Regions from separate parts of the Homo sapiens genome. Here region 1 is linked to region 2. Evidence: chromatin loops called from intact Hi-C (ENCODE). Cell type or tissue: endothelial cell of umbilical vein. All regions are shown on one strand. Each heading gives the region's core, and the rest is flanking DNA. Links, peaks and the distances in the headings are about the cores only. Region 1 has its middle 330 kb from the start of FIGN. Region 2 has its middle 330 kb from the start of KCNH7.

Region 1 (2,931 bases), core at 115-2,614, 890 kb before region 2:
ATTTCAATATACCTGTTCACTAGGGTCAACCTTATACATAGGTAAAGTAAACATTTACCTTTGGCACATATTTCAAGGAACATGGGGCAAAGACAGCTTTGCAGAAATCGCTTTCTCACCAACCTATCACAGAGTTTGAAATTCCCATCATTTGGAACTAATTATTTCGATCTGAGGCATTTTATCTAGAAAAGTCCATAATATGAAATAAATACAGCAAGGTAAAATAAAACATTAAGCCTTTTACCATTCATTAAGACCTTAATTATAATTTGTTCATAGGCATTGCTAACCAGTGACCTACCAATATCTTGAAAAAAATGGGCTAGTCCACTGCAATGTTATGATGAATGAAGAGAGGAAATGTCTATACTGTGAGAAGCTGTGCAGTGGGATTTCGAAACAAAGAATGAAATTAGGGAATCCGAGGGGGTACCAAAAAGTGAACGCTTTGGAGGTTGAAGAGAGAGAACACTGAACATTGAGAAAAGGGCATTGAAGAACAACTTTGTGCATGTGTGTGTGTGCTAGGGACGTGTACATGAAAAATACCTATTTTAGAATTTTGCCTGAGGCCAAGCCTGTGAACAACTAAATTTTGTCCTTCCTTACACACATATTATTTTTTCTTCACTCTACTTAAAAACTAAAGAAAATATTTTCTTAACACTTCAAGACATATTACATGCATTCATTCTCTTAGCCTTCTACCCAAAAAAGTACTTTTTTTCTTTATTGACTTTTTATTTCTCTTTTTTATTAGTTTATACTTTGTGGAAACTGAAGGAAGTATTTATAGAAGTTTTAAATGTTGACACTACAGAATCTCTTTGCTTGGTGGAATTTTGTTGGCACAAATTATGCTTCAAGCGACCACCAAGCATTTTTATATTTGACTAGGAACTAATTCAAAGTATGCTTCATAAACAAGGTAGTCATCTATTTGTTTGCTTACAGTCACACTTGGAGCTTGGCTTGAACTAGCCATTTTTATGTAAGAGAGTAGACATCTTAATAATTCTGATAAGCAAGACCTCTTTCTATATGCCTTTGAGACTTAAGCCTAAAGGATTTAAGACCAGCTTCCCCCTAAGAAAAACACCACCACCTCAGTAGCTGATGTTGGCTGAATGCTTACCAAATTCCAGCCACTGGGAGGCAGTATTGTGTAGTAGTTAAAATTGAGTTTTGCCATCAGCTAGACGAGGGTTCAAGTCTGACTCTAACATGACTGCTAGTTAACCTCTCTAAGCTTCATTTTCCTTATCTTGCAAAGTGGTATAAGACCTGTTACTCTTTCATACTGTCCTGAAGATTAAATGAGATAATATATCAAGTGCTTAGCATATGCCTGGTGCTCATAAAACCCAATAAATCTAATTTCTTGGTGAAAGTATGTGATATATGGATCTAGTCCAACCTACTGATCCTTTTTTCTCCTCCTCATACACTCAGCTAACTTTCAAACTCCTCTTAGAAACGAGTGCCATGGACCTAGAAGCAGAAAAAGTTAATTTTCACAAGCAGAATCTTTGGAATTAAGCCGAGGTACAAATCAGCAATGCTTTTCCCGAGCCTCTAGTTTCTCCTTTCATCTAATTACATACAGTCTCAGCAGCAGGGAAAAAGATGTCTTTTCACCTAATACCAGAGACAGAGACTGAAACCGGATGAGTAAAAATTTTAAGGAAAGCAAATCAAAGCCTAGTCACTTGGGGTTCCTGTATCTGCCAACCACACACCAGTGCAAAATCAGAAACCTCTAGATCCCTTAGTCTTTTCTCCTGTGTCCCCAAACCAACAACCATTACCTAGGGACCCACTGACATTCTTATCCTAGGACTTTTCAATAGCTCCAGGATTTCTTTTTCATAATTTCCTCTGTTACCTCATACTGCAATGTTGTCTTCAATAACAATTGCATTTGCCACAGAATACTATGTGCCTTGTTCCTACTGGTAAGCAGATGATGCTGTTAGGTAGAATGAAGTTCCAGAGTCCAATGTATTACTTTTAAAACATTTTATACTGCCAGAGTAGTCCCTGGTCTTTATATCCATATCCTTAAATTTATCTTCTACTAAACTTAATTATTCAAAGTAACAGATATATTTCACTAAAGAGTCTTTGGTAAATATTAAGTCTACAGAGCTACAAAGAAAATTCTATTCTTGATACTGTATTAACATGCAGAGACCTCATAGTAGTTTATAGTTCTTAAGACAGAGAATAGTTTCAATGAAAGCCTTGTTCGAGTCATGCAGAACTTCTGCTGTGGAATCAACAATTGACCCTGTATCCAGCTTATTCACTGATCTCAATTTCACCACTTACATCTAAGCTTTAAGTATTTTGAGGATTCTGGTCACAAATTGTTTTCCAATTCTTACCAATCATTGACTTCAAAAGTGAAGTAACCTACCGATTCTTGGGGATCTAGACCAGTTTCACTCTATATTTTTACTTCCTAAGAAGAGGGATTAGTGGCCGTTCAAAATGTATGTTTATGTGTAAAGTTCTTTCTCATCCTTTACAGTTTTGACACCTTTTCAGTTTAACATATTATAAGCCTATATATTCATTAAAATATCATTGATCATTAGTTTTTTCCCAATGTCAATCCTATGATAGATTCTCTTGAAATGTAAGTAAATGTATTGCATTTTCTACAATCATTTTACTTGCAGATGAAGGGTTTCTATATTTGTCCTTAAGTTTTCTGAGCAGACATTCAGAAGCAGAACTCTAGCCTGTTAAAAGGCACAGCTGTACCCTGCAGGTAGAATGAAAAGGTCCTCGATGAGGTCTTGGATGTGTGTCCTTACATGCTTCATACTGCAACCTAATGTGCAGTTGCAGACCACCCCACCTGAGATAATAAATGAGAAATATTCAGGGCTGTTGAGCACTGTGCAAATTTTCACAGAGGAT
Region 2 (2,931 bases), core at 327-2,826:
GGACCCTTAGGTAGCTGTTCCCTCTTTCCTGTATCCCTTCCCATCTTTATTGTTATCCTTCACCGAAGAAGGAAAGCCTAAGCTTGTTGTTTAGGGATAAGTAATTATTTTCTTTTCTTTATTTTGTTTTTCTTGAGTGTTTCATTTCCAGGACCAAAAAAAAAAAAAAAATTACGGGTTAAGATGCTTAGTTACTAAATGTTTGACTTCTTTTCCTACAGTCAACTCCATAGTTCTAGAATTATTTATTGATTTTACTCATTATATTTAGTATAAAATTGCTTATAGATAAGATATATACATAGACTTATATTGACATAATTGTATGAACGTATGTGTATCTGTGTATGTGTCTGTGTGTGTATGTATATATTTACCCCTTCTCCTGGCACCTATCCTAGGCCTAGTGCTACCTGTGATGCATTAAAGAGCCTAGATTTTGAAGTCAAAGTTAGCTCCAATTCCTAGTGGATGGGTACCTTGATACAAGTTATTTGTCCTCTTGACATTCTTGTTTCTTCTTATGAATATTAATAATAATAGTAATTATTTTTCATAGCTGTTTTAAGGATAACATATTTGTGTGATTGTGTAAGGAGTCTAGCACCATGCTTGGCATGTAAGTGATTAATAAATGTTACTTTTATTATATTTGCCTGGCCTATAGTAGGTGGTTAAAAATATTTTACTAGTGTTATTATTATCTATATCTTACTAGTCCCCATGTGTCTCACTACTATAGCAATATTGCTTTATAACTACCAACAAACAACTCCATTTTTTAAATAGACAATATGTAATATACTTGTGAGGATTATGCAAGATGATCCATATATAGCTGTTGCATAAGGTCCTCAATAAGTATGTATATTGTTATGGCTTTGGTTGTCAACATAATTGTTGTACAAAGCTTGCTCTGAACATTTTTTCCCTAGCTGCTCTAGCTTCTTAATTAGGCTTCGATCTTCATTTCTAAGAAAAATATAAAACCACTTATGATGTAGAAATCTGCCTATATTTTCATTTGTGGCTTTGGCCAGGTCATTTATCATCCATAAGGCTCAGTTTCTCAATCCTGGAATGAAGTTTCTAAATGAGGTCTTGAAAGTACTTTTCATCAATTTCATGCAGAAGTCATTTTCTTGAATCTGCTGTGTGAGTGAAAGCCATCAGACAACCACCATTGGCCACAAAAGCATGTGATCAGTGCTTTCATTTAAAACTCTAAAGGGAAATAATCCAATATGTAAACTTGTAAGATAGGCACATAATACTTGAAAGTCAAATACTAAATATTCCTACTTTAAATACAGTTCTTTTTTTTTGAGACGGAGTCTTGCTGTTTCCCAGGCTGGAGTGCAGTGGCGCAATCTCGGCTCACTGCAAGCTCCGCCTCCCGGGTTCACGCCATTCTCCTGCCTCAGCCTCCCGAGTAGCTGGGACTACAGGCACCCGCCACCATTTAAATACAGTTTTTAAACTACTATATTTTACCTATTTCTTAATTTGGCCTCCTGGTACAAAATCAAGATAAAGGACAGTGCATATATTACTTAGAGAGTGAGAATCTCAGTGTAAGTCATTTGTTTTGTTAATGTCATTGCAAATTTTTACAGTGTCAGCCTAGACCTTATTATGTGAAACCACAGAGAATCACGGACATAATCTGATCAGCCTTAATGCAATATAGTTTTGTCAAAAAATCTATTTGTCGAGTAAAAGGCATTGCGTTAGTTCTTTTAATATATGGTGTATAGTGACACCTATAGGAGACTGTGTGTAATGAATGGCATTCATTTAAAATAGGGATTCTATGGGTGTGGTAAGCTTTTAGTGTGAGGAAAGTGCATTCAATGGAAACAGGAAAATATAAATTCAGCATTAACACTTAAAGTGTGTAAGCTCTCCCTTAAGAATTAAAGATGCCTGGAATATATTCCATAATAGAAATAGCTTCAAATGACTGGGAAAATTGATGGAGAAGAGAACAATTTCCATGGTAACAATATAATGGGAATTTCTTTTTTTTAAGGAAGAGTAAAGTAAAAAACAGAAATATAAAGTGAGTGCCACAAAGGAGACTACACCTGGCAGCAAGTGATAGGGTAGAAATAGCTCTTTTTTTCAAATATCTGAGTAAAACACTATTTAATTCTCTGTATCAGTAACAATCATAAAACAATTGTGGTTATAATTATAGTTACATCTTGTGCTATGCCATATCAATTATATTTCCCAACTAACATCATTGTGTCACAGACATGCCTGAAAAGCTGAGGCCACATAGCATGGAGAGAAGAGCTGTGGACTGGTTGTGAGAGGTGTGATTGCAAATCCCAGGGCTGCTAAACTATGGTCTACCGACCATAGTTATTTTATCCACAGAATGAGAAGGGATGACAAGGTAATTTCAAAAGCCAAATCCAGTTCTAAATTTTCCAACTATAAATTTAAATTAGTGATGACTTTTTCTTTTTTAATGATTCCATGATTAGTGGTTAACTTGATGTGCAACCTTTTACAAAGCACTTAACCTCTCTGTGCAATGGTTTTCTAACTTTTAATTGCAGTGCGTGGACTAGATGATCTCTAAATTGTCACCTCTAAAATATTATTATTCTAAAATACTGTACATCATATTCCTAACACTAGTTTGATCCCTGAGTGAGTTAAAATTCTACCTTTGGGTGGTATTACGAGAATCAGTGAAATCCCAAGCATATGAGTAAAAGGGCTACTTATATCTAATATGGATTTATCTCTAAACATATTTGTATGAGCTGCAAGAGTATATTTGGGTTCTTTAAAATCTATACACCCACAGTACCTCTACTGTTGTTTGGTTTGTTATTGAGGACAGCAACAGAAAATGTGTGTCTCCCCAGGGGTCATCTCCCCAACCTCACTCCATGGCATTCAACATACGAAGTG

Evidence for each region. A loop is a pair of places that touch in the nucleus more often than their neighbours do. Peaks named below come from ENCODE experiments on the same cell type or tissue, not always from the same donor. Only the 100,000 strongest peaks of a DNase experiment are listed, where the experiment ranks them.
Region 1: it touches region 2 in a loop (10-fold over the local background); 2 of 110 quality-filtered maps call a loop at or near these places.

Annotation. Positions count from the first base shown.
Region 1 is chr2:164,059,554-164,062,484 of GRCh38, reverse strand. No RefSeq gene overlaps it. Among named protein-coding and RNA genes, the nearest start is that of FIGN, 330 kb to the right of the region's middle. RefSeq lists a silencer at 1,032-1,326. In endothelial cell of umbilical vein, for the core only: a CTCF peak has its summit at 1,149 (motif pointing right); a DNase peak (open chromatin) is centred at 1,154.
Region 2 is chr2:163,168,519-163,171,449 of GRCh38, reverse strand. No RefSeq gene overlaps it. Among named protein-coding and RNA genes, the nearest start is that of KCNH7, 330 kb to the right of the region's middle. In endothelial cell of umbilical vein, for the core only: a CTCF peak has its summit at 1,764; no DNase peak of the experiment used is centred there.